Regions from separate parts of the Homo sapiens genome. Here region 2 is linked to region 1. Evidence: read pairs that join two places in POLR2A ChIA-PET (ENCODE). Cell type or tissue: PC-9. All regions are shown on one strand. Each heading gives the region's core, and the rest is flanking DNA. Links, peaks and the distances in the headings are about the cores only.

The links. Peaks named below come from ENCODE experiments on the same cell type or tissue, not always from the same donor. Only the 100,000 strongest peaks of a DNase experiment are listed, where the experiment ranks them.
Region 2: POLR2A ChIA-PET joins it to region 1 with 5 read pairs; 3 of 35 experiments call an interaction of 5 or more read pairs at or near these places.

What each region holds. Positions count from the first base shown.
Region 1 is chr1:42,473,337-42,488,694 of GRCh38, reverse strand. It overlaps CCDC30 (coiled-coil domain containing 30), which reads right to left. Exons shown (of 21, transcript NM_001395517.1): 2 at 8,129-8,234; 3 at 5,879-6,032. The coding sequence starts at 8,143. It also overlaps a transcript of PPCS not described here. Among named protein-coding and RNA genes, the nearest start is that of CCDC30, 18 kb to the right of the region's middle. In PC-9, for the core only: CTCF peaks have their summits at 8,704 and 8,921 (motif pointing left); a DNase peak (open chromatin) is centred at 8,944.
Region 2 is chr1:42,364,836-42,380,193 of GRCh38, reverse strand. No RefSeq gene overlaps it. Among named protein-coding and RNA genes, the nearest start is that of RIMKLA, 8.3 kb to the left of the region's middle. In PC-9, for the core only: no CTCF peak of the experiment used is centred there; a DNase peak (open chromatin) is centred at 9,063.

The DNA of each region.
Region 1 (15,358 bases), core at 7,003-12,002:
TAATATCAGACTACCAAATTTATTAACTTCTATGGTCAGGTTAGTTTCTGCCATGTTTGTGAAGATACTTGAAAACTGTAGCTTTCTGGGGTTGGGCACAGTGGCTCACACCTATACAACACTTGGGAGGCTGAGGCATGAGGATTGCTTGAGGCCAGGAGTTTGAGATCAGCCTGGGCAAGTAAAACCACCTTCTCTACAAAAGATTTAAAACTTAGCCAACTGTGGCACTACACGCCTGTAGTCCTAGCTACTCATGAGACTGAGGCAGGAGGGTCACTTGAACCCAGGAACTCAGTGAGTAAGTGATGATCGTGCCACTGTACTCCAATCTGGGCAACAGAGTGAAACCCTGTCTCTAAAAAAAGAAAGAAAAAAAAGAAAATTTTAGCTTTCCAACAGTCCTCCTAAACCAGTAATATTTCTAAAACTGTATTGGTTGTAACTTTTCTTGAGATCTCTCTACCAGATTAAGAGTTTTACTTTCTTAGTCTATTTCTAAGTCTCTTTCTAAGTCTGGTTAGCATCGATTTAAAAAAAAAAACTTTTTTACTTATGGAAGATTTCAAATATATACAAAAGTAGCTAGGGCAGAGTTATGGTAATACCTACATCCATCACCCAGCTTTTAACAATTACCAACTTATGGTCAATCTTGTTTCACTTATACCCTTACATATTATATTAATTTTCTAATGTCGTATAACAAATTGCCACAAACTTAGTGGCTTACAACAGCATCCATCTACTAGTTCACGTTTCTCTAGGTCAGGAGTCCGGGCATGGTGTGCCGGGGTTCTGTGATCAAAGTCTTACAAGGGTGAAATCAGGGTGTTGGCCAGGCTGTGTTTCTCTCTGAAGGCTCTGGAGAAGAATCCATTTCCAATCTGATTCAGCTTGTTAGCTGAAATCAGTCCTTGAGGGTGTAAGACTGAGGTCCCCATCTCCTCACTGACTGTCAGTTGGAGGTCTCTCTTGGCTCTTGGAGGCTGCCCACATTCTTTGTTACCTGGTCTCCTCCATCTTCAAAGTCATTATTTATTTGTTCTTCAAAGTCATTAATGTAGAATCTCCCTCATGTTAAATCCCTCTTGCACTTCAAATCTCTTTTGCCAGGAAATGCCTTGACTCTTTTAAGAGCTCACCTGATTAGATCAGGCTCAAGTAAGATAATCTCCCTTCTTTAAAGTCAGTTGGTTTGGGACCGTAACTACGCTTACAAAATCTCTTCACAGCAGCATCTAGATTGTATTTGGTTGAATAACTGGGAAAATATGTGTGTATACCAGGGGGTGGGGCTCTTGGAGGCCACCTTAGATTTTCACCTAATACACTTATTTCCCCCAGTTCTTATATTTTTAACAGCTTTGAGGTACAGTTTACATACCTTAAAAATTACATATTTCAAGTGGACAATTCAATGGTTTTTAGTATACCTACAGGTATGCAACCATCGCAATCTAATTTTAGAACATTTCCATCACCCTATTAAGAAAATCATATGCACTTAGTCAATCCCAATTTTCATACCTAGCCCTAGACAACCACTAATCTACTTTCCTTTTTTTTTTTTTTTTTTTTTTTGAGACAGGGCATCACTATGTTGCTCAGGTTGGACTCAAACTCATAGGCTAGGTGATTCTTCTGCCTCAGCCTTCCAAGTGGCAAGTAGTTGGGACATAAGCATGTGCTACTGTGCCCAGCTATGCCAATCTACTTCCTATCTCTATAGGATTGCCTTTTATGTACATTTCATCTAAATGGAATCACACAATATATGATCTTTTGCATCTGACTTCTTTTACTTAGCTTGTTTTTGAGATTCATCCATGTAGCAGGTGTAAGTACTTCCTTCCTTTTTACTGGCAGATAGTATTCTATCATATGAGTGTCAGGAGTTCCCAAGGTCACCCCCAGGTTTGGTGATGTGCTAAGAGGACTCACAAGTCTCAACATATGTTCATATTCAAAGCTAAGATTTCCTACAGCAAAAGGATAAAGCAAAATCAGCAAAGGGAAAGGATGCATAGGGCAAAGGCCAGAAGAAACCAGGAACAAGCTTCCAAGAGTCCGCTCCCAGTGGAGTCACAAAGGATATGTCTCCAGCAGTGAACTGTGACAATACATGTAAAATGTCTACCTGGGAAGTTCATGAAAGACTCACCACCTAAGGTTTTGTTGAGGGCTGGTCACACACACACTTTCTGCCTAGCATATACCAAGACTCTTAAAGGAAAGCAGGTGTTCTGCATGGACCACATTGTATAAACAGCTTAGGCACAGTGAGCCACTATTGGTTAAGGAATGGTGGAAACCCTCCCAAAATCCAGGTTCCCAGATGTCAGCCAGATGCTTGTGACTGTTATAAGCAGTCCTTTCTTAAGAATAGCAGTGTCGGGTGTGCTGTTAGCTACTTTCTGCACAGTATGGATATACTGCATTTTGTTTATCTGTTCACCAACTGACAGACAGTTGGGTTGTTTCTAACTCTTGGCTACTGTAACTAATATTGTTATGAACATTTACATACAAGTCTGTGTTGATACATGTTTTCATTTCTCCTGGGTAGGTAGCTAGGAGTAGAATTTCTGGGTCGCCTTTAATATTTTGAGAAACTGTTAAATGTTTTCCAAAGTATCTTCACTATTTTACCTTCTTACTAGCAATGTATAAGGGTTTCAATGTTTCCACATCCTTACCAACAGTTGTCACTGTCTGTCTTTTTTAGCATGGCCATTCTAGTGGGTATGAAGTAGACGCTCATTGTGGTTTTGCTTTGCACTTCCCTAATAACTAATGGTATCGAACATCGTCTTCTTAATCGACAAATAATAATTGTATATGTTTATGGGGTACAATGTAATGTTTTGCTATATATTTATATTGTGGGGTGATTAAATCAAGTTAATTAACACATCTATCACCTCACATACTTATCAATTTTTATGATGGGAGGTGCTGAGCATCTTTTCATGTGCTTGTTGGTCATTCACATATCTTCTTCCTGGAAATGTCTTTTCAAATCCTTTGCCCATCTTTTTTCTTTGAGACAGGGTCTTGCTCTGTCACCCAGGCTGGAACAATCATCGCCTACTACAGCCTCAAACTTCTGGGCTCAAGCTATCCTTCCACCTCAGCCTTCCAAGTAGCTAGGACTACAGGTGCATGTCACCACGCCCAGCCCTTTTGCCCATTTTTAAATTGGGCTGTCTTTTAATTATTAAATTGTAAGAATTTGTTACATATTCTGGATGTAAGATCCATATCAAACACATGATTTGCAAATATTTTCTTCTAGTCTATGAGTTGTCTTTTCACTTTCTGATGGTATGTTTTGAACTGTAAAGGTTTTAAATTTTGATTTAGTCCAATGTATTAGTTTTTCTCATCATTTTTGCTTTTGGTGTCATATTTAATGTATCACTGCTTAACCCAAGATCATGAAGATGTTTTCCTTGTTTTCTTCTAACAGTTTTACAGTTTTAACTTACATTTAGCTCTATGATCCATTTTGAATTAATTTTTGTGTAGGTGTAAGGTAGAGACCTGTATTATTTTGAAGCAAATCCTAGACATCATTTCATTCACTTATGAATATTTCACTATACAGCTCTAAAAAATAAGAACTCTTTTTAAACAAAAAATTAATTTAACAAAAATTTAACAATAATTCTTTAACTCATATGTCTAGCAAGTGTTCAAATTTCAAATTGTTTTATTAATGTTAAAAATTTGAATCAGGATTCAATAAAGGCCACACATCATAATTGGTTAATAAGTCTCTTAAATCTTTAAAAATTCATCTTTTTTCTTGATATTCATTTGTTGAGGAACAAATATTTTATATAAATTCTTTTTTATTCTTGAAAAAATTATCACTGAAAAAATTTTTCATTTTCATCCAAATTTTATGATGTGATAGAGAGCTAAAGAATAAACTAAAGAGAACTAAAGGGATTTATTTTAAAGAGTTTGTTGAAAGAAACAAGCTAATACTTGGGAAACACTGTCATATAACACATGCCTAGCTACAAATTCTGCTATAAGTGGATGACTCAGGAAGTTACAGATGGCGCACACACTGATACTGCACACAACATTCCAAAAGGACTTGCTAATTCAGCTTCCCAGCAGTCCTAATAGACTCACTGTGGAGATGGCTTTCAGTTGATACGTCTGGGATTTACCCTACAGAGCAACTGCTGATAGAACAGGTTGCTATGTGATTGTGTTCTGTTGTGTCCAAATGTAACTACTAAGGGTACTGAATATCCTGCTTTCCTTTTTTCTTCTTGTATGGCAAGCAGCAAATATTGCTTCTCATCGTGTTCATGTGACCAAATTTATTTTCTTTTTAGATAGTGTTTACTGAGGAATAAATTGCATGCAGTGAAATTCACCCTTTTAAGTGTATAGTTTGAAGAATTCTGACAAATATGTACAATTGTATACCCACCAACCCACATGGGATATGCAACATTTCCATCATTCTGAAAAGTTATTTGTGTCCACTGTTTAAAATGTACTTATAAAAAATTTACATCCTGATATTCTTTTTTTTATTATTATTTGTTTTTAATCACACAGGCATAATCATTATTGTTTTATACATTTAACATTTTTAATGTTTATGATTCTAAAGTAACCTATACATTGCATTTGTAAAAGAATCAGTCACGGATTAAAAATATAGAAAGGAGATAATTATAATTTAAAATTTTTATACTAAATTCTAGATAAAGCAAAGATGTAAATATAAACAATAAAAGTACCCCCCCAAAACCAGGGGTAAATATTTTCAATAACCTTGTAGTGAAGAAAAGGCTTTAAACATGAAAACTCAGAAAGCATAAAGAATAATTCACTTAAACCCAACTTGATGAATATTAGCATTTATGGTAAAAAAACAATAACAACAACATAACATTTATAACCAACAAAAGGCTCATATCCACAATATATAAAGAACTCCCACAAATAAATAAAATAGAAAAATATACAACAGACTCGAGCAGGAACTTCACAAAGTTGTATATCCAAACGAGTAACAACAACAACAAACATATGAAAAGATCTTCAACTTAATTAGCAGTCAGGGAATACCAGTTAAAGCCACACTTAAATACCACTATACACTCAACATAAAAGGTGAAGTTGGTAAGACTGACAGTACCAAGTATTGAAAACCAAGGTGGAGGAACTAAAATCTCACATACAACTGAGGAAAGCTTAAATTAGTATAATTACCTTGGAAGACCAAAGTAGAACCTGCCCTTTGATTCAGTAATTCTGCTCTTACCACAATCAGAAATGTGTAATAAGCACACTGAGACATATACCAAAATGTTTATAGCAGCAATATTCATAATAGACAAAAACTGACAACACAATCGTCCATCAGTAGAATGGATAAATTGCAGTATGTTTATTAATGAAATACTATAAACAGCAGAGTGAACAAACAACTGCTACGTGTAACAAAATGAATGAATCTTATAAGACTGAGCAGGAGAAGCAAACCATAGAAGGCATACTGCATATAGTCAAACGCAGAAACTGCATTCAGTCAGGACAGTAGTTACTCTGAAGGAGGAGGAAGGATGTAGAGATAGAAAGAAGGAACACAGGGGACTTCTGAGAGGCTGGGAATTTCTTGTGGTGAGTGGTATACACTTACAAGTTGTGCACTTTTGGTAGATATGCTTGGGCTTTGACAAAAATTCCTAGCATGGTAGAAAATGAGGCTGTTCATCACTTTTATGTGTTTATCTTAAAGACTTGTTTCTCAGTGTTTTTTTTTTTTCTCATGTTCCACCCTGAGATGAGATCAGTACAGTTAAAGCATGATCGGAAATGGTCATCTGAAACCACAGCTTACCTAATTTACATTGTTCCTTCTCCTTCACTTGTAGTTCATCAGTGAGCCTTTGAATCTCTTCATGAGCCACCCCTAACTTCTTTGCTACTTGTTCCATTCCTCTTCCTAGGCAGTTTTGTGATGTTTTGTCTTTTTCCAGGTCTTCATTATGATACTGAAATAAAACTTCTATTAGTAATAAAACAAAGAGCAAATGTACTCTCATGACATTTTGCTATTTTCTATTAATGTTTAAAAGCCAATAAATTAGCAAACAATATCTATGTGTATTTCTTTGTGTGTGTGAGTGTGTGTGTGTATGTGTGTGTGTCTGTGTATTTCCTTTCTTAGGTTGAACCAAATAAAACTGGTGATATTTGATTGCTTTTACTTATAAATATTTGGTTTCATGTGGTTCAACCTAACATCCAAGAGATATGAGTGTATTGTTCTATTTCTTTGCAGTATTTTTTATTTATATACATTTTTACATAGTCATAATACCAACACATGTACAAGTTTCTGTCTGGCTTTTTAAATTTAACATTATACAGGAACACTTCTCTGTAAATTGCTGTACAGATTTTCTAATGTAATGATTTTTTTTTTTTTTTTGAGATGGAGTCTCACCTGGTCCCCCAGGCTAGAGGGCAATGGCACAGTCTCTAATGGCACAACTGCAACCTCCGCCTCCCAGGTTCAAGCGATTCTCCTGCCTCAGACTCCCAAGTAGCTGGGATTTTAGGCACGCACCACCACGACTGGCTCATTTTTTGTATCTTTAGTAGAGATGGGATGTCACCATGTTGGCCAAGCTGGTCTCGAACTCCTGACCTCGTGATCCACCCACCTGGGCCTTCCAAAGTGCTGGGATTACAGGCATAAGCCACCGCACCCAGCTTGTAATGATAATTTTTAAAGGCTGTACTGTGTTCCAGCATGGCTATAACATTATTTCTGTACTCACTTAAAAATTTGGATAGCTTCTGATTTTTGCTATTGAAAATAATACTGTGATGTACAGTTTAATCTTGGGTTACCTCCCATACTTAAATTCACAGTGTACACTTTATTCACCAGACTTACCTTTTAATAACATTTCCCTAGATCAAAAACATTAAATTCCATGAGCAGAACTGAATATATTTAAAATAATGTGCTATATATTCTAAAGAACTCCTTAAAAGGGGAACTACAAACATATTTGTAAATAAAAAATATGTATAGTCCCAAGGTGATTTTTTTTTTTTTTTTTTTTTTTGAGACAGGGTTTTGCTCTGTCGCCCAGGCTGGAGTGCAATGACATAATCTCGGCTCACTGCAACCTACGCCTCCCAGATTCAAGTGATTCTCCTGCCTCAGTCTCCCTAGTAGCTGGGATTACAGGTGTGCACCACGATGCCTGGCTAATTTTTGTATTTTTTAGTAGAGACAGGGTTTCACCATGTTGGCCAGGCAGGTCTTGAACTCCTGACCTCAGGCGATCTGTCTGCCTTGGCCTCCCAAAGTGCTGGGATTACAGGTATGAGCCACTGCACCTGGCCTAGTCCCATGGTGATTTTTAAAAGGACATAACATAGATTGTTTAAATTTTGATACATTCAATAAAAAATCAGCTATCATGTCAAATGAGTGATTTTTTCCTCCTCAAATTTTTGTGATGTGTTCAAAATACTTTTATGCATAATTTGATAATTCTTACAGCATGACTCTTTTTTTTTTTTTAAGAGATGAGGTCATGCTTTGTCACCCAGGCTAGAGTGCAGTGGCGCAACCATAGCTCACTGCAGACTCCAACTCCTGGGCTCAAGCAATCCTCCCACCTCAGCCTCCCCTGTAACTGGAACTACACCACACCCAGCTAATTTTTTTTTATTTTTCATAGAAACTGAGTCTCACTATGTTACCCAGGCTGGTCTTGAACTCCTGGCCTCAGGTCATCCTCCAGTTTTGGTCTCCCAAAGTGCTGGGATTATAGGCATGAGCCACCACATCTGGCCATGAATCTATACATTATCATACATTCAAACAAAATACTTCTAAGGTGAAAGCTGATTTGTAATTAGCCACAATTATTAAGTAAAGGATTATAATTTCTTTTTTACCTCACTCAGTTTTTTTAGACTGTTACACAGGTTCTTGATGTTCTCTTTGTAGAGACTGGTGGATTTGTTCCAATTTCTTCTTAACAAAATTCAATATATAAATGAAACGTACATAAATCAGTCTTCATGAACAAAAATGTCATTTTGCCTGGGTGTGGTGGCTCACCTGTAATTCCAGCATTTTGGGAGGACAAGACAGGAGGATTACTTGAGCCCAGGAGGTTGAGGCTGCAGTGAACGGAGATCATGCTACTGCACTCCAGCACTCCAACCTGGACAAGAAAAAGAAAGAGAAAATGTTTAAATCTTCAACTAAAGTATAAAAATGAATGATAAATTTTAGCAAGATTGCTAGATATAAGGTCAATATATAAAAATAATTATAATTTAAAATACCAGTAACAAATTAGTAGAAAATTAATTTTTTTAAAAAGATAGCATTTATTATTAATAGCATCTAAAAATATGAAGCACCTAGGAATAAATCTAACAAAAATGTGCAAGATCTTTGTGGGGAAAATTATAAAAATTTACCTATATACATTAGAAAATGAATAGATATTTCATAATTACAGATCATATCTATCAAACAATTTGAGTTAATTTTTATATATGGTGTGAGATAAATTTATTGCAAGGTCTAAAATTTCATATATTGCCTTGACATCTTTCAGTCTCACAGAAGCCCCAAAAAAGCCTAGCCATCAGTTACTCGGCTCGCACCAGAGATGTCCCCCATCCAGAGAGAAAGAGTCCCCATCTGGCCAGTTCCTCTATCAGCCGGAGCAGCTGTACTCCACACAGTCCTTAAACTAATGAGTTTCACTTCCCTGCCAGCCCACGGAATTTTCCAGACAAGCCAATCACATCTTCCCATGGGAACCAGGAGGCACCTCATCTTCTTGTTACTACAAAGCCTGCCTCCCATACTCCCTATGAGTTCATTCTATTCTTGAGAGTAACCCCTTGTGGCCCTGCATAGCATAGCATATCTATCCTCTTCCCATGGGCTGAGTGTATCTGACTAATAAGCTGCTATCAATCTCATCTCTCTCCAGTGTCAGGTGTCATGTATTTGGCCATCTTGTGGTATTTAGAGCAGGCATTCCTCACCAGTGGGGAACAGAACTTCGATCAGGATTTGGGAGGCTTTTTTTTTTTTTTTTAAGCATATGTCTATATCTAATTGTTCCAGCATCATTTGTTGAAAAGGTTATCCTTTTCTCATTGAATTACCTTGTCACCTTTGTTGAAAATCTGTTGATGGTGTACTTGTGGGCTTATTTCTGGACTCTCTATTGAGAGTTCCATTGATCTATAGATCTATCTGAATGCCAAGAATGCATTTTCTTTTTTTGAGATGGAGTCTCACTCTTTCGCCCAGGCTGGAATGCAATGGTGCAACCTTGGCTCACTGCAACCTCCACCTCCCATGTTCAAGCGATTCTCCTGACTCAGCCTCCTGAATAGCTAGGATTACAGGCACCCACAACCACGCCCGGCTAATTTTTGTACTTTTAGTAGAGATGGGGTTTCACCATGTTGGCCAGGCTAGTCTTGAACTCTTGACCTCCGGTGATCCGCCCAACTCGGCCTCCCAAAGTGCTGAGATTACAGGTGCGAAACATCGCGTCCAGCCCAAGAATATATTTTCTTGATTGCTACAGCTTTATGGTTAAGTCTTGAAATCAGGAAGTGTTAGTGCTCCAACTTTGTTCTTTTTCAGTTTTTTTACTAGTCTAGGACCTTGCATGTCCACATCAACTTTAGAATCAGTTTGTCAGTTTCTACAAATAAAAAAAGTGACTTTGCTGATTATTTTATGCTCAGGCTCTTTACAACATTAGCTAAAACAAAATATTAGCTTTAACCAAATTAGGAATGCAACACAAATGTTACAGGCTATATTTTATCATAAAATGGGTATCTTGGGGGGGCGCAGTTTGGTTTTTGTTTTGTTTTATTCTGTTGTTTGAGACAGGATCTCACTCCGTTCCCCAGGCTGGAGTGCAGTGATGCAATCAAGGCTCACCACAGCCTCGACCTCCCAGGCTCAGGTGATCCTCCCACCTCTGCCTCCCGAGTAACTGAGACTACAAGTGCATGCCACCATGCCTGGCTAATTTTTGTATTTTTTGTAGAGATGGGGTTTCGCCCCTTTGTCCTGGCTGGTCTCAAATTCCTAGGCTCTAGCAATCTACCTGCCTTGGCCTCACAAAGTGCTGGGATTACAGGCGTGAGCCACCGTGCACGGCCAGAGAATCTGTGTTAATTCTTTCTGGCCATTATTGGAAAACTATGATCCAAAAGTGATTGAGTAGTTGGTATTAGAGTCATCCAAGATTTCACCCACCATTCTCAATTTGTTTGATAGATTCCTTTTCATTAATAAATCAGTTCATCTTCCCTCACCATTTACACTCTGAGCCTTGTTTTCGTTCTCATTCTTTGATTATTACTGCAAAACTACCCCTAAGTTTCCCACTTCCAATCTGGTCCCTATGTAATCCATCCCTCTACTGTTGCTAGAGTAATTTTTCTAAAACATGAATCAGATCATGTTAGCTGCCCTCTTAAAATTATTTAGTGATTCTCCAGATATTTTATAACAAAGTCAATAATTCATATGTTCAAAAATATTTGTATGCTTTTAGCATAGTCCAGGAACATCAAGCATAGTCCAGGTGTCAAATCCAAATGCCTTAGTTTAGCATACGGTTTCACCATGACGTGGTTCCTGAAAATATCTCCAGCCACATTTCTTCTTAGCATTCACTCACGTGAACCACTATGTATTATCAACTCTGTTCCCTTTGCCAGGAATGCCTTTCCCAGCTTCTTAATCTAGCTAGCACCTTTCAAAACACAACTCAATGCAATCTCCTTTGGAAGCCTTTTCTGGTCACCCTACCCATCCTGTCTTTCTCATCACCTCCCCTGAATTTTCCTAGTATTCTGTGCCTTCCCTTAGCATAGGACTATCCACACTGAACTACAACCACTGGCTTATCTCTTTCCTTCACAGTTTACAGATTTATTGCAAGTCCAGATCAAGTCTAATTTGAAGAATGTGGGATGCATAGGATTGATTTACAAACTGAGGCTTACTGGCAGTCCAAATCATTAACATGCTAGGGAAAACTGTATATGAACTTTTGCATTATAATGACATCATTCTCCTATTTATCAATCATCATGAGCTAATTTATATTGCAAAAACACGTGGCCTGTAATCCCAGCACTTTGGGAGGCTGAGGCGAGTGGATCACAAGGTCAAGAGATCAAGATCATCCTGGCCAAAATGGTGAAACCCCGTCTTTACTAAAAATACAAAAATTAGCCAGGCATGGTGGCGTGCATCTGTAGTCCCAGCTACTAGGGAGGCTGAGGCAGGAGAATCCCTTGAAGCCGGGAGGCAGAGGTTGCAGTGAGCCGAGATCACACCACTGCACTCCAGCCTGGGTGAAAGAGTGAGACTCCATCTCAAAAAAACAAAACAAAGAAAAACACATGTTGGCAGTAGGACATACAATATCTTCTGTTTCTTGCAGTGTGGCAGATTAGAGCCCTTGAACAACCTTCCTACTGAGAATTACCAGAAATGCCGGAAGAAATTTTCCAGAAGCTTTGTAGAGGGGGGAAAAAAAAAAGCCAGAATTAAAGAAAACTCTTAAAATGCAACCATTATACAAACAAAAATAGAATATTAACTTTAAATCATGAGAAGAAAATTCAGTCTACCCAGTAGAAAGCAAGAAAGGAAAAAATGAGGGTACAGTACAGTAATATGTCCTATAATTAACTCAATTTTCTCTACACCTAGGCAAAAAAAAAAAACAAAAAAAAAAACTTCCATCAACGAACTCTTGTAAAAGAAATTTCTAAAAGGAAAAAAGGAAAATGATCCCGAATGGAATATCTGAGATGCAAGGAAAAATGCTGAGTACAGAAAATAATAAATGTGTGGTAAATATAATCACTGACCATATATAATAATAAGTATAATAACAGCACCTAATTTTTTTATCTTTTTTTTTTTTTTGAGAAGGAGTTTCACTCCTTTTGCCCAGGCTGGAGTGCAACGGCACAATCTCCGCTCACCACAACCTCTGCCTCCCAGGTTCAAGCAATTCTCCTGCCTCAGTCTCCCAAGTAGCTGAGATTACAGGCATGAACCACCACATCCGGCTAATTTTGTATTTTTAGTAGAGACAGGGTTTCTCCATGTTGGTCAAGCTGGTCTCGAACTCCCCACCTCAGGTGATCCGCCCACCTCAGTCTCCCAAAGTGCTGGCCTAATAGCACCTAAGTGTGTACCTACACAAATATAGAATATTCTAAAAGGGTTCTATCTGTATTTTCCTTTGCAGCTTTGAAGTACTTAATATTTTCTAAGTCCTTAATATGCTAGTGAAGGAGTTAAAAATACACTACTCTGGTATATTGACTATTTTGAGTTAAACACACTTGAAAAACAGCAGGTGCAAGATCATTCTGATCTTCCATTTCTTAAAAGCAGGAGATGAAATTCCCATGTTCAAAGATGCCCTCCCTTTGCTAGAAGGAAAACAACACTCTTCTGATTAAGGATGGGAAGTTGAGGCCAAGAGAATTCTTTACAGACCTTGTTAAAGTAACTCTTATCTTTTCAGCCTTTCCATATATTTAGTTGCATTTCACAGCTTACTATTGTCTGTCCAATTCAGTATATGAGAGATTGATTCTAAGTGCTTCTTTGGGTCTTCATCTCCATTTATTTCCAATTTAAATAAATGTGTATGCTTTTCTCCTGTTAATCTGTTTTATATCAACTTAATTCTCAGGCTCAGCTGGGAAAAAAAAAACCTAAAGAGGAAGAGGTAAAGTTTTGCCTCCCCTAAACTGGGTACTTTACAAGCCAGGTACTGTGAGAGACACAAATCACTAAAACTAGGACATGATCTCTACTCCAGAGGAGCTGATACTGATTATAATATAGTGTGGTAAGTGCTGTAATAGACACTGAAAGAAAATACCCTGCACTCTCATACACATTTCAGACTATTTCAGAATACATACTTTTTTAAAAGACAGGCAGAAAATACACTTAAAACATTAGAAGTATTATACTTTTCTTGGGGTAGAAGATATAATTTTTCCCTTCTTTATAAGAGCATACATTTCTCAAATTTTCTATAATGTCATATGTTAATTTCTAGAATTAGGGAAGAAGTTTTAAAATGACATGCCCACAAAAGGAAAAACAACTCTGTTTGAGTTGGAGCTCTTTAAACTCATGTCTAAGCTGTTCATTTTCCTTTTCATCATAACCATGAAAAAATGCTTCTCTTCCCTCTGTTAGGTTACAAATACAGTTTGCATAATTTTCCACCTAAAAAAAACACATTTTCTTACTTTTAGTCCATGGCTCATATTTTAATCCATATTAAAGGTCCGGGAAGTGAAAGAGCAATTAAGAGATCACCATTCTATCATGACTATAATCTGAGAAATCAACAGAAAACTCAGCTTTCCTCAAGTGTTGGCATCTGGCTCTAAACTCCCTTCCAGCTGTCTTACATTATCATACACTATGTTTCCCATAGGTATGATGACATGTAACCACAAATTTCTGGGACAGTCCCAATCTCTAATATTTTTTTCTATCAACATACCAGGTTTTAAATCAAGTTTCCCTCTCTGTGGTTTAGGAAATATGGTCATGATATCCATGAACAGAAAAAAATCTACATAATAATTAGGTTTATACTGCTATGCTGAAACTGATGGCTAAGATGATTAAATGTTAACAGGAGATTACATTAAAAATTGTTGTGTATTCTTTGAAAAGCTTGCAGTTAATATAACGGCTTCACAAAAAGCTACTTTTATGTGCATAATAACAGGTAGAAAGCGAATATGCTCCAGGCACTATATTAAGTACATCAAATATTTAATTGTCTCCACAACCACATGGGACTATTATTCTCCCACTTTGGAGGTGAAGAAGCAGGCTTAGAGAGGCTAAGAGACTTGCCTTGTCACATAGGGAATAAGGGGAGGAGCTAGAATTCATACTCTGATGGGTAGAAACCAGAGACTGAGTTCTTAGTACGCCAAAGTGCTTAGAAGTAGACTACCGAAATAACTGAATTGCATTTTGGTGAATTCTTTGGAAGCCTATAGGAAAACTCCTTAAAATATGTACAGAAAGATGAATAGTATAGAAGGAACATAGGAATCACAGTTCAACTTTATCACTTCCTGGCAAACTTTCGTTTCCTCTTTAAAATGGCAGGAACAATATCCATTTCTAATGATAATAGCTATCATTTATTGAACACTTGCTAGGTGCCAAGTACATGGGTAATTTATACACACTAACCTGTATAAATCTCACAAATCCCTTTGAAGATGCTATTAACATCTCTATCTTACAGACAGAAATTTCAAGCTCAAAGCAGTTGAGTAACTTGCCCAGAGTTAAACAGAAAGATAATGCTAAAGGCAACTTTTCACCCCCATCTGCCTAATGTTAAAGTTCACACTCTATGATGCTATACTGCTTTTCATTCTAAAGGAGCTGCATTCTTCTTTAGAATTTGGAGATTGGATTGTCCTTTAAGAATTAAATTTAAAAATGTTACCTGTGTGAAGCTGAGATGTGAAAACATAGCAGAGTGATTCCCAGGCAACCTGAGATAATTCATTAGTTCATTTAAAGAAAGTATGTTGATGAGTATTGGAAACATCCAAGAGAGTAACAATAGGGCCAAAAAAAAAATAGCTTTATCTACTCCTCTAAGCACTAGGTGCCTGGTCCTAGGATATGAGGTCCAGAAACGAGGGTAGATATAGATAGCCCTATTGTGGAAACCTGGCTATCTCAGCCAATGCTATAAAAAGTTAGAATCATTTGTTCACCAAGTAAACATCTAATTAAAAGTTGGCTTCCCACATAATGTGCCTGTAAGAGAATACATCAGCCACCAAAAATACATGTTTAGTTCCTCTGGCAATTATATTTCTTATTGTCAATTAAAAAGGAGGTGTCTCATCTCTATGACTTTGGTTAATACAAGCCCACCTTTGAGAAGCAGATCCACTGATACTATGCCGACATTAGTTTCCAAGCCTTCAAAAAAAAGAGTCACCTAGAAGGTCAGCTCCTGAGAGAAGGATGACTTTACCAAGATAATGAAAGCTACCTGGAGCAGTCCTGTTTAGATGTTCAGCCAGTCATCACTGGGCAACATCCTATACATGGAGTCTTAATGGAAACCAACACAGACTGTTGCCATGTTTCATTAGAAAAAAAAAAAGGTCTACACGTGGGTGCTTTTCAAACTATACAGTGATAGCCAAACATTAGTTTTTAATATGTCAATTTAATGAAGGGCAATGAACAAAATCACAG
Region 2 (15,358 bases), core at 6,623-11,622, 110 kb after region 1:
CTTACCCACCTCCCATTCAGATAATTTGAAAGTGCATTTCCTGGGGTCTCAGATTTTCTTACACTGGACATCCCCTCCTAGGTTTCAGCAGGTCTGAGCCTTCACAGACTCGAGGTCATAAAAAATTGACCTAGCATCCTTTTCAGTTAGAAGGACCACTGGCTGGTCTCCCTTCACCACTCCCGCTCTCCCCAGGCCATACAACTGAGTCATCTTTAAACACTGTCCTTGGTCCTGGCCAATTGCAAACCCTGCCTGCAGACAATAGTGTTTGAAGCCAGATTTTCCTTTCTAAATAACTGCAGGATTGAAGTTAGCCATTTTTGGAGACTGCATTTGCTCTTCCAGTTCATTAAAATATGCCTTTTTTTAATTTCTTTTTTGGCTTAGGGAAGCAAGAGTAGTTTCAAGGTAGACCCAGCAATGGCAACTTAGAAATGGGGTAAGTTGTCTCAGGGAAGGCACAGGCTTCTCTGTAAATATTGTGCAGGTGTGTGCATTTACTCACTAAGATGAGCCTATAGGAAAGTTCTGTATACTGGAATTTCAAAAGTTATTTTTCAAGCAATGTTTTTCTTTTTTTTTTTTTTTTTTTTTTTTGAGACGGAGTCTCGCTCTGTGGCCCAGGCTGGAGTGCTGTGGCGCGATCTCGGCTCACTGCAAGCTCTGCCTGCCGGGTTCATGCCGTTCTCCTGCCTCAGCCTCCGGAGTAGCTGGGACTACAGGAGCCCGCCAGTACGCCTGGCTAATTTTTTGTATTTTTTAGTAGAGACGGGGTTTCACCGTGTTAGCCAGGATGGTCTCGATCTCCTGACCTCGTGATCCACCCGCCTCGGCCTCCCAAAGTGCTGGGATTACAGGCGTGAGCCACCGCGCCTGGCCTTTTCAAGCAATCTTAAGTAAGTATTTTGATGTTGCAAAATATCTCCTCCCCCGTTCTATGAATGTATTTTCTTAAAGTAACAATAGTGCCCTATGGATTGGTAACTTTCAAAACTATTTTATGGCAAAAGACAAAATTACAACAAATTTAGTTATAGATTGAATTGGCTTTTGAGATTCATGAATTGGGGTAGCCTCCATTCCACAGAATAGAATGAGAGCTTTCACTGGGCAATGGCAGAAGAGTGGGTTTTAAAAGAGGGGAACAAGGAAATAGAGCAATGGAAGAAGAGCTGATTGCTTAACATCAGGCTACTTTGGGTTACTTTTTTGGTAAGGGTTAAAGCAGAGGGGACTTCCTTATTCTGACTCAGGTAAACTGAAATCTCCTGTTTTCAGGAAAAGCTGGTCTGTTGTGGGATGTACCTCAAGTTTGATTATGTGGCATTTAGCAGGAGGGACTCGATTTGGTTTGGTCTATTCTGTTGTGGCCTGGTGCAAAAGCTCAGTCCAAAACAATGGCCTCCCATAATTTTTGTTTAACACTTCGTAAGCTTGAGCTCTAGAACCTCTATGTTCTACATTGGCCTTTTCCTTGATGTTTCATGTTATACATTTTTTTAACCCTGGCTCCTACAGTATCACCCATAGAATGTGATGCTTCCTTTAAGGCTTCTATAGTATCACCCATAGGAGGTCTATAAGATAGTCAGAACCTTGATTTTCATATATCTTTACTAAAAGATATATAAGTCAGTGAATTTAAAAGTTACTTATAACCCATTTTCAAAGCCATCCACACTAGACTAGAATGTTTTAAGTTAACTGTAGATGGCTATCAAGGTCCATAAAAGCCAGGCTTGAGAAGAGCAGAATCTGAGGATGGGATCCAGATGTTGTAATCACTTTCTCTGAACTCCCTCACCAGGAGCTCACTACCAGCTCTGTGATCTCCCCTTCTCCAGATGGGACACAAAGACCTGGGACAGTAGCATATCCAGTTAGGAAATGACTACACATGTATGTGCAATGTTCTCTTACGTCACCGGAATTCCTCAAGCACAGAGGCAGCTTTTCCAGGTACAGGTCTGCTTTCTAAGATGTATTACTTTATGGAATATTTCTCCATAGGTGACTCCCAAATTCAAATTTAACCTTGATGTTCCCTGAGCTTTAGGATTTAAAAGGATGTTGTTCTGCCATCACCTCAATGTCCCTAGGCTAAACTAATTATTTTCCCCTCCAGTCCAGGCTCAACTGTCTTAAACAAAAAGGAAAATGAATTATCTCATATAACAAGAAACCTGGAGGTAGGTACGTTAGGATTCTTTTTTTTTTTTTTTTTTTTTGAGACAGTCTCACTCTGTCATTCAGACTGGAGTGTAGTGGCGCGATCTTGGCTCACTGCAACCTCCGCCTCCCAAGTTCAATTGACTCTCTTGCCTCAGCCTCCCGAGTAGCTGGGATTACAGGAATGTGCCATCACACCCGGCTAATTTTTTTTTATTTTTAGTAGAGGTGGGGTTTCGCCATGTTGGCCAGGCTGATGTCTTAACTCCTGACCTCAAGTGATCTGCCTGCCTCATCATCAGTGACCCAGACTCTTTCCATATTTTCACTCTGACAGCCTTGGGCTAGTGCCCCTCATAGCTACAAAATGGCTGCCACAATTCTAGCTGACGTACATACATGCACAATGTCCAGCAGAAACAGAGAGACTATTTCTTCCTGTGTGTCTCTTTTTTTAATCGGCAAGGAAAACTTTTCTCAGAAGCCCTCAAGTCGACTTTCCAGTCTCATATGCCCACATCTAAGCCAGTTACCAGCAAAGAAAAGGAAACTATCATGAATGGCTTAATTTCATTATGGTTCATTCCTTGGGGCTGGGAATTAGACTCCCTTCCTCCAAGCACATGGCCATGTAGAGGTGGATGAACTGGGGAAAGATTGGAGGTATTTTAGGAGGATTGAAAGGAGAATAGATGGCCAGGTGCAGTGGCTCATGCCTGTAATCCCAGCACTTTGGGAGGTTGAGGTGGGCGGATCATTTTAGGCCAGGAGTTCGAGACCAGCCTGGCCAACATGGAGAAACCCTGTCTCTACTAAAAATACAAAAAAACTAGCCGGACATGGTGGCGCGTGCCTGTGATTCCAGCTACTTGGGAGGCTGAGGCACAAGAATCACTTGAACCCAGGAGGTGGAGGTTGCAGTGAGCCGAGATTGTACCACTGCACTCCAGCCTGGGCCACAGAGCAAGACACCATCACAAAACAAAACAAAACAAAAAAAAAGGAGAATAGATGTTGGGAGGATAAACAATGGTGCTTCGTATAGATGACAATATGGTAAATGTATCAGTCAAGATAAGCTAGGTTAGGCTGTGGTGACAAGTGATCCCAAGAGGGCTTGCAACAATGAAGTCTTATTTCTGAAAATGTACTCATACATAGTAGGACAGTATGGCTATCCTCTAGGTTGTTTTTGTGCCAGGACCCAGGCTGACAGAGCAGTCTTTACTATTTCTTTTTTTCAGAGAGAGGATCTTGCTCTGTTGCCCATGCTGAAGTGCAGTGGTATAATCAGAGCTCACTGCAGCCTCAAACTCCTGGGCTCAAGCAATCCTCCCACCTCAGCCTCCTGAGAGGGTAGGACTACAGATGCACACCACCATACCCAGCTAATGTTTTTCTTTTTTTGTAGAGATAGGGGTCTCACTGTGTTGCCCGAGCTCATCTTGAACTCCTGGCCTCAAGTGATCTGCCTGCCTCAGCCTCCCAAAGTGTTAGGATTACAGGCGTGAGCCACTGTACCGAGCCCAGAGCAGTCTTTATCTGGAATATGTTGGTCTCTCATGGAAGAAGGAAAGTGATTATGATAAACTACATGCTGGCTCTTAATACTTGTGCCTGGCACTTACACATGGTCAGGTCACATTTTCTTGGCCAGACCAAGTTCACCTGGCCACACCTGATGTCAGTGAAGTAAAGGAAATATAATCCTTCCCTGGGAAAGGCAGCAAAAATTTGTGAACAATTGTGACCAACTATACAGTCTGCTACAATCGAAGACCAGAAATAGCCAAATCCTGCTCTGCTAATCATCCCTCCTCTCCTTAGGGTTCCCAAGGGAACTATATCCAAGAAAAACTGGAGTAGAAACCAAAGGATCATTTTATTCATAGCTGAGCTAGCACCCAACAACATCTAAAGCAGAGCTCTGCAAAAAGATGGAATCGAATTGCATGGCTTAGGTTTAAGGCTGAAGCGATGCTTCCTAATTCCCTGCCCCACCCTCCCTGCGCTGTAAGTTTTGGGACCAGTATGCTTAGGCATGCCTACAGAAAGAGAGGAGAAGATGCTCAGGTCTGCAAAGCTTTACTCATCCAAGTGTGTGCTAAATGAAGACTGGTCTGGGCCTACTCAGAAGGAAATGAGGGCTAGGCACAGTGGCTCACGCCTGTAATCCCAGCACTTTGGGAGGCTGAGGCGGATGGATCACCTGAGGTTAGGAGTTCGAGACTAGCCTGGCCAACATGGCGAAACCCCCATCTGTACTAAAAAAAAAAATTAGCCGGGCGTGGTGGTGGGCGCCTGTATAGTTCCAGCTACTCGGGAGACTGAGGTAGGAGAATTGCTTGAACCCAGGAGGCGGAGGTTGCAGTGAGCCAAGATCACGCCATTGCACTCCAGCGTGGGCAACAGAGGGAGACTCGTCTCAAAAAAAAAAAAAAAAGAAAGAAAGAAAAGAAGGAAATGGGGAATGATCCTTTAGCACAAAGTGGCCCCAACCACTAGTGTGGACTAAATATCCTGGTTTGATATTGTGATATAACAAGGGATATATATTTTGGTCTCTGTCCCCAGCTCCTGACTACATCTCCTAAAATCCTTGTAATTTCCTAAGTGATAGGAGCTATAGGAGCATCTTTTCCTGAAATACTGGGTTTAGTCCCTGGCTCCTGAAACAGCTCCAGAATGATAAAGTTGTGTTGTTCCTAACAGGCCCCCTTCAACCACACCTGAGTTTATGTTAGTAAGGTGACTTTTGGAAATCTCCCAAAGATGAGGAGCTGATTACCAGAGGAACCAACCGTTTGATTACAGAGTTGGAACTTTCAACCCCACCCACTCACCCACCCCAGCCTCTAGAGAGAGGAAAGGGGTTGAAGGTTAAGTTGGTCACCAATGGCCAATGATGTAATCAATCACTCCTACTTAATGAAGCCTCCATAAAAACCCTAAAGGACAGGCCAGGCACCATGGCTCATGCCTGTAATCCTAGCACTTTGGGAGGCCGAGGTGGGCGGGTTGTCTGAGCTCAGGAGTTTGAGACCAGCCTGGGCAACATGGTGAAACCTTGTTTCTACTAAAATACAAAAAATCAGCTGGGCATGGCAGCGTGCGTCTGTACGTCTGTAGTCCCAGCTACTCGGGAGGCTGAGGCAGGAGAATTGCTTAAACCCAGGAGGCAGAGGTTGCAGTGAGCCGAGATCACGCCACTGTACTCCAGCCTGGGCGACAGAGCTAGACTCCGTCTCCAAAAAAACAAAAAACCCTAAAGGACAGGGTTCCAAGAGCTTCTGGGTTGGTGACTACATCAAGTTGCTGGGCGGTGGTGCATCTGGAGAGGACATGGAAGTTCCACGTTCCTCGCCCCACACTTTGCCTATGCATCTCTTCCAAGGCTCTTCCTAAATGGTATCCTTTATGATAAACCAGAAAACGTAAGTGAAGTATTTCCCTGACTTCTGTGAGCCATTCTAGCAAAATTTTTAAACATTTATATTATAGACAGGGTCTAGCTCTGTTACCAAGGTTGGAGTGCAGTGGCACAATCACAGCTCACTGCAGCCTCAACCTCCTGGGCTCAAGCGATCCTCCTGCCTCAGCCTCCCAAGTAGCCGGGATTATAGGCATGTGCCACCAAGCCCAGCTAATTTTTTTAAATAATTTTTTTGTATAGATGAGGTCTTGCCATATTACCCTGGCTGGCCTCAAACTCTGGCCTCAAGCAGTCCTTCTACCTCAGCCTCCCAAGGCACTAGGATTGCAGGTGTAAGCCACCACACCTGGCCATTCTAGCAAACTATTGAACCCAAGGAGGGGGTCGTAGGAAGCCCCAATTTATAACTAGTTAGTCAGAAGCACAGGAGGCCCAGACTTGTGACTGGCATTTGAAGTGAGGGCAGTCTTATGGGACCAAGCTCTTAACTTTTAGCATCTGATGCTAGCACCAGTAGATAGTGTCAGAATTGAATTGAATTGAATTGTAGGATACCCAGTTGGTGTACGAAAAGAATTGGAGAATTGCTTGTTGTAGAAGAGACCCACACATTTGGTGTCGAAAGTGTTGTGTGAGCACATAAAAAATACATCTAGGCTGGACGCAGTGGCTCATGCCTGTAATCCCAGCCACTTTGGGAGGCTGAGGTGGGTGGATCACCTGAGGTCAGGAGTTCGAGATCAGCCTGGCCAACATGGAGAAATCCCATCTCTACTAAAAATACAAAAGTTAGCCGGCCGTGGTGGTGGGCACCTGTAGTCCCAGCTACTCGGGAGGCTGAGGTGAGAGAATTGCTGGAACCCAGGAGGTGGAGTTTGCAGTGAGCCGAGATTGCGCCAGTGCACTCCAGTGTGGGCAACAGAGTGAGACTCCATCTCAAAAAAAAAAAAAAAAAAATCGGCCGGGTGCAGTGGCTCACATCTGTAATCCCAATACTTTGAGAGGCTGAGGCAGGCAGATAACGAGGTCAAGAGATTGAGACAATCCTGGCCAACATGTTGAAACCCCATCTCTACTAAAAATACAAAAAATAACTGGACCTGGTGGCGCACGCCTGTAGTCCCGGTTACTCCGGAGGCTGAGGCAGGAGAATTGCTTGAACCCAGGAGGCAGAGGTTGCAGTGAGCCAAGATTGTGCCACTGGACTCCAGCCTGGTGACAGAGCAAGACTCCATCTCAAAAAATAAAAATAAAAAATAAAATAAAAAATATTTTCCTTTGGCCTGGGCTTTGACCAATCAGGTTAATATCTGCTTCTTCCTTGTGATCATAGCCGTAAGAGGACAGGGGAGAGGAGATAATTCCTCTGTTCCCACATTTTGTTGTCTCTTATTCCATTGGGAAGATGAGTGGAAAATTCTCCTACCAAACAGAATATGTGCGTTGTCTAATTACCTCCCCATCTAGATTAAGCCTGTCAAGGTCAGGGGCAATGCATCATGCATACTGTTTCTACATGTGATAGGCACTCAGTTTCTGTTGGTAGCAATTGTGGTTGTCATTTAAGAAACATCATTGCAAGTTCAGTTTACAAAACTGTGGCCAATACAGATATAGCAGGCTTTCGTAACCTGGGGTTCTGGGGCTTTCTTATCTTTCTTTCAACCTTCACTATATATTGGCATAGAAAGGTATTGAGATATGGGACTGGACAGTAGAAGGAGTGTCTTTATAAACATTACATATATCCCCAAGAAGATGGATCTGCCAAGTATATAGAAGATCAAAATTCAAGCTACCTCAATAAATTAGAGAAACTGTTGTCAATAGCAGGTTAAAATGCACTAAAGTAATTGGATTGTTCCTAATACAAAGGATAAATGCTTGAGGGGATGGATACCCCTCAAGCATCAATCCATGATGTGATTATTTCACATTGCATGCCTGTATCAAAACATATCATGTACCCCACAAATATATACACCTACTATGTACCCACAAAAATTAAAAATTTAAAAACTTACATAAAATGCTCTAGGATAAACGGAAAAGTGGTATAATTAAGGAGAGAAAAAAAAGCATCACATGGCTGGGTGCAGTGGCTCATGCCTGTAATCCCTGCACTTTGAGAGGCTGAGGCTGGTGGATCACCTGAGGTCAGGAGTTCAAGACCAGCCTGGCCAACATGATGAAAACCCATCTCTACTGAAAATACAAAAAATTAGCTGAGTGTGGTGGTGCGTGCCTGTAATCCCAGCTACTCGGGAAGCTGAGGCAGGAGAATCACTTGAACCCGGGAGGTGGAGGTTGCAGTGAGCTGAGATCGTGCCACTGCATTCCAGCCTGGGCAACAAGAGCGAAACTCCATTTCAATTAATCAACCAATAGCATCACACACAATAGAATTCAAGGGAAAAACTGACCACACAGAAATGTGCCAAGAAGGGCCTGATAGATGTGGCAAACCAGTAATGGAATGTGTAGAAAAATTGGGGGCTATATTAACAGAAGCCTGGGAGGCCAAATTAATCTTCATATCTCTGTGACCTAGCACAGTGTGTGGCACACGGTGGATATTGATACATATTTATTGGAAGAAAGTGTGACATTGACTTTGGTCACATCATCTTTGCTGTTCCCTGCCTCTGAAAAGTATTTGCGTAACCAATTCCTGTCCACACTTCAAGACCCAGCTTAAACACAACTTGTTCCATGTTGCCTTCCCTAAAATCCACCTCAAGCCCAGCTAGAAGAAAGGGTTCCATTTCTGAATTATTGTAAGCATTTAATAACTCAAGCAATTATTTTAGTAATGTGCACTCTGATTGCATATTGGGTGAATGATAATTCTTAGATTATGGCAATGCAATCTATATAATTTTTAAATTATAGAATTAATAAGGGAGGGTGTGTGAAATTCTAGAAGTTTAATCTCTGGCACTGTCTCTGACTTTCCTTGCTCTAGTTTTTTTTTTTTTTCAGATGTTATATGTCATCCAGATATCAGCCTCATCCTCTTATTCAAGCTCACACCCCCTGTGTCCTCTCAAACAAGGGCCTTAGTGAACCAGGCAGAATTTACTGAAGTAGAGACACAATTTGCATCATGTAGCTTGCAACAATTCATTTAGTAATCCCTCTATAAACTATTTTCCAGAGTACCCTCTCTGGTTCTGCTACTAGAGTGTTTTTTGTACTCTTCTCCACCCTCCAAGCCTCCAGCTTTGCTGCTCTTAACTCTCCCACTCCAGAGCCTCTTTCAAATTCCTCAGCCCTTCATTAGTCAGAGGAAAACATTTTATCCCAGCTCATGCTTCCAAAAAGTGTACCCTGGACAAATGACTCTGTTCAGCAACACAGAAGTTCTTCCAATTAGAAGAGCCATCCTCTTCAGAAAACAGAGGAGGATCATAAATACCTTTTCCTTTCTGCAGACATAATTAACACAAAATGACTAAGTGGGGTTAGTCAAGGAAGTCTTATTAGCAGGCTTGTTGGAGTCAGCTTTTGAAGGTGGCAATGGACATAGTTTTGCAGGGTGGAGTGCAAAGAAGGCATTCAGGTGGTTGCTGGCTGCAATCCTGCTCTGGATGAAGTTGGCTCCTAGAACCAGGTAGAGGTTTATAGTTTTCAAGGGACTTTTCCTATCCCTCCCAAGACAAGGCTGCATAGTTGCTTATCCTGTTATCTGCCAGCCTTAGCTTCACTTAGCTATAATCATTAAGGATAGACATTTGTTGTCTCAGCCTTTCCTAGTCTCTTAGTCATTTCTGACCAAGTCAGGAATTAGATTAGGAGCCTCAACACTGTTTCCTTCCCTTCCGTGTTAGGATACAGGCTATGCTGCTATAACATAGACCCCCCAAAAGACAGTGACTCAATAAGAAGTTTATTTCTTTCTCACTTAATAGTCCAGTAAGGTGGATGTCTGACTATACAGATAGCTCCGCTCCAGTTGTTCATCTTGGAACCCAGGTTTCTTTCATCTCAGTGTGCCACCTACTCCAGGATGTGCTCATTGTTTGCATGGTTGAGCCTGGCTCACTTGGCCACATCTGTGTCTAGACCTCTGGAAGGAGAAAGAAGGGAAAGAGAAGGTGGAGAGCAAGTAGCTTGCTTTTAATGACATAACATCAAAGTTGTACTCTTAACTTCCATTCACATCTCATTGGCTAGAACTTGGTCACATGGTCACATCTACTGCAGGGAAGGCTGGATAATATATTCCCTAACTGGATAGACATATGCTCAGCTAAATGTAGTGGAAGAGAGAACGGCTTCCATTACAAAAAGGAAGAGGAGAAATGATGATAGGGATGATGAGCAGTTTCCACCGTACTTCCCCATGGCCTGTGGAATAAACTTCTTAGCATGGCATAAGAGACCCTATGGGACCTTCAGCTTTCCACTCTAGTAATATCCAATTACTTGACATGCCCTGAACTTGCTTTGCTGTGTTTCCCTTCCATGACTGTTTATGGTAAATTTTTCTCACCTTTCTTTGCCTGCTAGAATCAGCTCAAATAACATCATCTCCAAGTGTTCCTAAAACTCAGTCTGGGGCAACTGACTCTTCTTTGTCTTCTCATAGCACACTATGCATTCATCTCCTCTGGCACTTGTCAAATTCCCCCACTGACTGCAAAAGTTTGAAATCATCTCCTTTCGGCTCTGTCACCATCTAGATTGTAAGCACCTTGAGAGCAAGTATGCTATGTCTTAGTCGTATTTGTACCTTTAGTTCCTAATTTGAGCTGAATTCCTTTTGCCTACCAGTGGGTGAAAGATGTTGTGCCATTGCCTGAGCCCTTGCATGCTCACTGGGTTGTAGCTTACATCTGTAATAGCCAGGCTGTATTAGTAGACATTCTTGTTCTCACTGGTTTGGAAGCACTAGCCTGAGGCTGCTGCTGGTCTAGGATCCCAATCCTCTTTCTAGTCCTTGTGAATTTCCTCCTTTGAGGAGCCTAAAGTTTGTTTTGGTTACCCCTAGGGGCTAGCTGCTAAAGGGCATGACTGCCATTTACTGCCTTTGATCTTGGAAGCTCTTGCTGCTAGGCTTCACCTGCTATGGATTTTCCTGATGGTGAGACCTGGGGGAATTCAATTCTGGTTTATTGTCTTTGGACACTGACAAATGATCGTTTAGGTAGATCATTTCCTCCCAGTTCTGCTCCTAGTGGGCTCTGGCCATTTTCCACTTGTCACTGCGAAGACTCTATTCTGCCTGACTTGTGAATGTTTTCCATTTTAAGATTGATAAGTATTATTGGTACCTTCTATTTTAAACTAACTGGTCCATGATGAGAATGGATTAACAGCTTTGTGGCATATCACTGACACAAAAAGCAACTTGTACAGACTTTCTTTGGATGAATATATATATATATATATATATATATATATATATATATATATACACACACACACACACACACACACACACATACATATACATATCTACATACATGCTTAAAATATGAATATGTGAGCATGCAAACCAGGGTATTGAGAAGGTTATTCATATGGTAGATGTTCTTTATTTTATAAAAGGGCTTACTAGGAAGATCTTATGCATTATTTTCTATCTTTTTGGTATAACTTTGGTAATTGTTCAGCAAGGTACAATTCCCAGGTCAGATGGATGATTTGGGCAGCCACATAATCTGCCCTTCTGTGTGTCAAAGCTGTGGATCAGAACAAGGAGATTTAACCTTAAAAAGTCAGCAATTTAGTCAGATTGTCAAAAGAACTCAGTAATATCCAGGGAAGTAAGAGGCAGGGAACTCTAGTGTTCTTGATGAGCTGAAAATGAATTGGTAATTTGTCATGAACTGAAAATTCTCAATTCCAAAAGGTCATGGAAGAGTCACAGATAGGTCCCACCTGGGCAGCTCAAGTACCGAGAACCCTTCCAAGTTTCCCTGCCTGTATTAGTTAGAAGTTATTCATTTACAAATGACAGAAATCCAATTTAGCATAAGCGGCAAGGGAGTGTACTGACTCACGGTCCTTGGAAGGCTAGGAATGGACTTCAGTCACAAGTAGATCCAGAGACTAAAATGCATTTTCCAAATTGGCCTTTCTCATTTTTTTCAATCCCAACCTTCTTATTCTTCATTGATCCCATTCTTTTCTATGGGAATTACCTTCCTCCACAAGGCAGGGAAGATAGCCCTCATTCACATTCTAAATGTTCTTTATCTGGAAGGCTGGATAACTTTTCTTCTATCTCCAAATGAAAAAATTCCCAGGAAGAACTTTGATTGGCCTGACTCAAGTCACATTCTAGCCCTGGACTAGTCATTGTGGCCAAGAGTACAGGGTACGATTGGCTGGGCCCTGTGGCGGGGAAGTGGGGTGGTATAACTAGTAGCCTCGTGAGACTCAGAATTCATGTGGGTCACACTCTCCTTTCTAATGCTGAGACTCTCCAGTAAATATCTCACATGTTCGCACCAAACAGCCCAGGCTTCATTTCATACTTCTGCTTGTTTCTACTCTTGATGTTCTGCACTGACCACTGCTTGCTTTTAGTGTGAACACCTGCTTTGTGGTTCCCTTAGGCTGCCACTAAAACCACTTAGCTGGACCACTGTTGGCCACTTTGCTGCTCAGGCCACTGCTTGTGCTTTTTTTCCCGGACCTCCTCTCAGTGGTCTATTTGGAAAAGTGCCCATGGGCATCTCAGATACTCTGGCAGGGACTAGTTCATGCAGTTGTGTAATTAGGAACAGTTATATAGGTCGTTCAGTGCATAAGGGCATCCCATGAAAGCAAACATGGGAACTGAAGTCTAGCATGAAATCCAGCTTACTAAGCTGTACATCTACCTTTTTGTGTTCTCCAGGTAGAAGACATACTTTTTTTATTTGCTTAAGGGTACCAAGCCACCATGCATCAGGGAGAACATATTACTTGAGCTGATTCTAGCAAGCAAAGAAATGTGAGAAAGATTTACCATAAATAGTCATGGAGATAAGACACAGAAAAGCATGTTCAGGGAATTTCAAGTAATTGGATATTACTAGAGTGGAAAGCTGAAGGTCCCATAGGGCCTCTTATGTCATGCTAAAAAGTTTATTCCATAGGTCGTAAGGAAGTGACATTTTATTTTATTTTATTTTATTTTATTTTATTTTATTTTATTTTATTTTTTTGAGAGTCTCACTGTCACCCAGGCTGGAATGCAGTGGTGTGATCTCAGCTCACTGCAACCTCCACCTCCTGGGTTCGAGCAATTCTTCTGCCTCAGCCTCCTAAGTAGTTGGGACTACAGGCATGTGCCACCATGCCTGGCTAATTTTTTTGTATTTTTAGTAGAGATGGGGATATGCAATGTTGGCCAGGCTGGTCTTGAACTCCTGACCTCAAGTGATCCACCTGCCTCGGCCTCCCAAAGTGCTGGGATTGCAGGCGTGAGCCACTGCGCCTAGCCAGGAGGTGACGCCTGTAATCCCAGCACTTTGGGAGCCAAGGCGGGTGGATCACGAGGTCAGGAGATTGAGACCATCCTGGCTAACACGGTGAAACCCTGTCTCTAATAAAAATACAAAAAAAAAAAAAAATTAGTTGGGCGTGGTGGCGGCTGCCTGTAGTCCCAGCTACTTGGGAGGCTGAGGCAGGAGAATGGCGTGAACCTGGGAGGCAGAGCTTGCAGTGAGCCGAGATCGCGCAACTGCACTCCAGCCTGGGTGACAGAACGGGACTCCGTCTCAAAAAAAAAAAAATTTCAGACAAAGCTTCCCTGCAGGCTAGCAGCAGCATAACTCTGGCTGTTTCCTCTGAAAGGTTAGGAACAAGTACATCTCTTCTGTTTGCCATTGTATCAGAAGAATGCCACTACCATAAACATAACATTGTGAGAGCAGCTAGGGGCACAAGCCCACCTCACCTGTCTTTATTAGGCCTGCTATAATAATATACCATAAACTTATTGGCCTACAAATGACAAAAACGTATTGCTCATAGTTCTGGAGACTGGGAAGTTCAAGATCAAGGCGATGGCATATTAGATGTCTGATGAGGGCCTATTTTCTGGTTCATAGATGGTAACTTCTTGCTGTGTCCTCACATGGCAGAAGCGGCAACACAGCTGTCTGGGGTCTCCTTTATAAGGGCACTAATCCCAATCGTGAGGGCTCTGCCTTCATGACCTGATCACCTCTCAAGTCCCCACTTCCTAATTCCATCACATTGGTGTTAGGTGTTAGCATGTGAATTCTGGGGGGACAGAAACAGTCAAACCATAGCACCACCCCATCATCAAACTACATCTTCATATATGATAATCTCAGCAATGTGAATACAACTATTTTGAATAATTGACCTTCACACTGATTGGCCAACTAAGTCAGTCCTGGACCTACAAACTAAACCCCTGGTGAAAAGCAAAAGTCAGATGAGCCATACCCCTTACTTGGAAAAATTAATAGTCATTGGCCCTGTCCTTTCTTGCCTGGGAAGGTGACAACATACAATCAGTATCTTGTATTTATTTTGTCATGTCTTGCTGAAGCCTACATATTTTATTTTTTTTTATCTTGAAGCCAACTGAAGGCTCCTAGGTGCAGTTTTTATTTGACTACATCAGATAATTTAGTTATATTCAATAGAAGAGCGTGCACTGTATATAGCATAGATTAGGCAGACTATATAGGAGGCAACATGGGTAGTAGGAAAGAAACCATCGAACTGGGAGACCCAAGTTCTTGTCCTGCCTAGCACTGCTAACTAGCTAGCATGTGACATTAGAAAAGCCATTAAAACTGGCCAGTCATGGTGGCCCATGCCTATAATCCCAGCACTTTGGGAGGCCGAGGCGGGCAGATCACCTGAGGCCAGGAGTTCGAGACCAGCCTGGCCAACGCAACAAACCCCGTCTCTACTAAAATATAAAAATTAGGCGGGCATGGTGGCAGGCACCTGTAATTCCAGCTACTTGGGAGGCTGAGGCAGGAGAATTGCTTGAGCCTGGGAGGCGGAGGCTGCAGTGAGCTGGATCGTGCCACTGCACTCCAGCCTGAGCAACAAGAGCGAAACTCCATGTCAAAAACAAAAAAAAACAACAAAAATAGAAAGGCCTCTAAAACCTCACTAGCCATCTGCAAAATGAAGGGCTTTAGATAACCTCTAAGGCCAGCTTTAAAATGCCATCATTCCATAGTCTCATTGGAAGTGTCTGTAGGCTGTTCAAGAAACTCATAGACACCAGGGACCAAGGACAAATCAGCTGCCCTGAGCCAAATACCAAGAGGGAACAAGCCCAAGCTGGTGATAACCAGAGGTGCAGACGCAAAGTGTGCACTTGTCTTCCAGGAAGGTGTTTGGTGGCTGGGCACAGGGGCAATGAGAGATAGTGTTGGAAAATAATTTAGTCATGGGTTCACTAAACGTTCCTTTCAACCTAGGTTTAAGATACATCTAAACATTCCCCATCAGTTGCTTTTTTGGGGGGGTGGGTGGTGTCATCATATCTCTAGAGAAATATATTCCTAAGACCTACACGCATAGTAAAGCTCTCTGTGGTACCTTTAGAGGCTGTGCACAACTTCACAGACAACTGGTAACATTAGGATAAAGTATTATATTGTTAATCCTGGCTAGTTAGGAGGCTGAGGTGAAAGGATTGCTTGAGGCCAGGAATTCAAGATGTGCCTGGGCAACATAGAGAGCCCTCCATCTCTCCTAAAAGAAAAAAAAAATATGTTGTAGCCATTCTGGATAGTTCCAAATGTGGCCCAAAGGGTACTG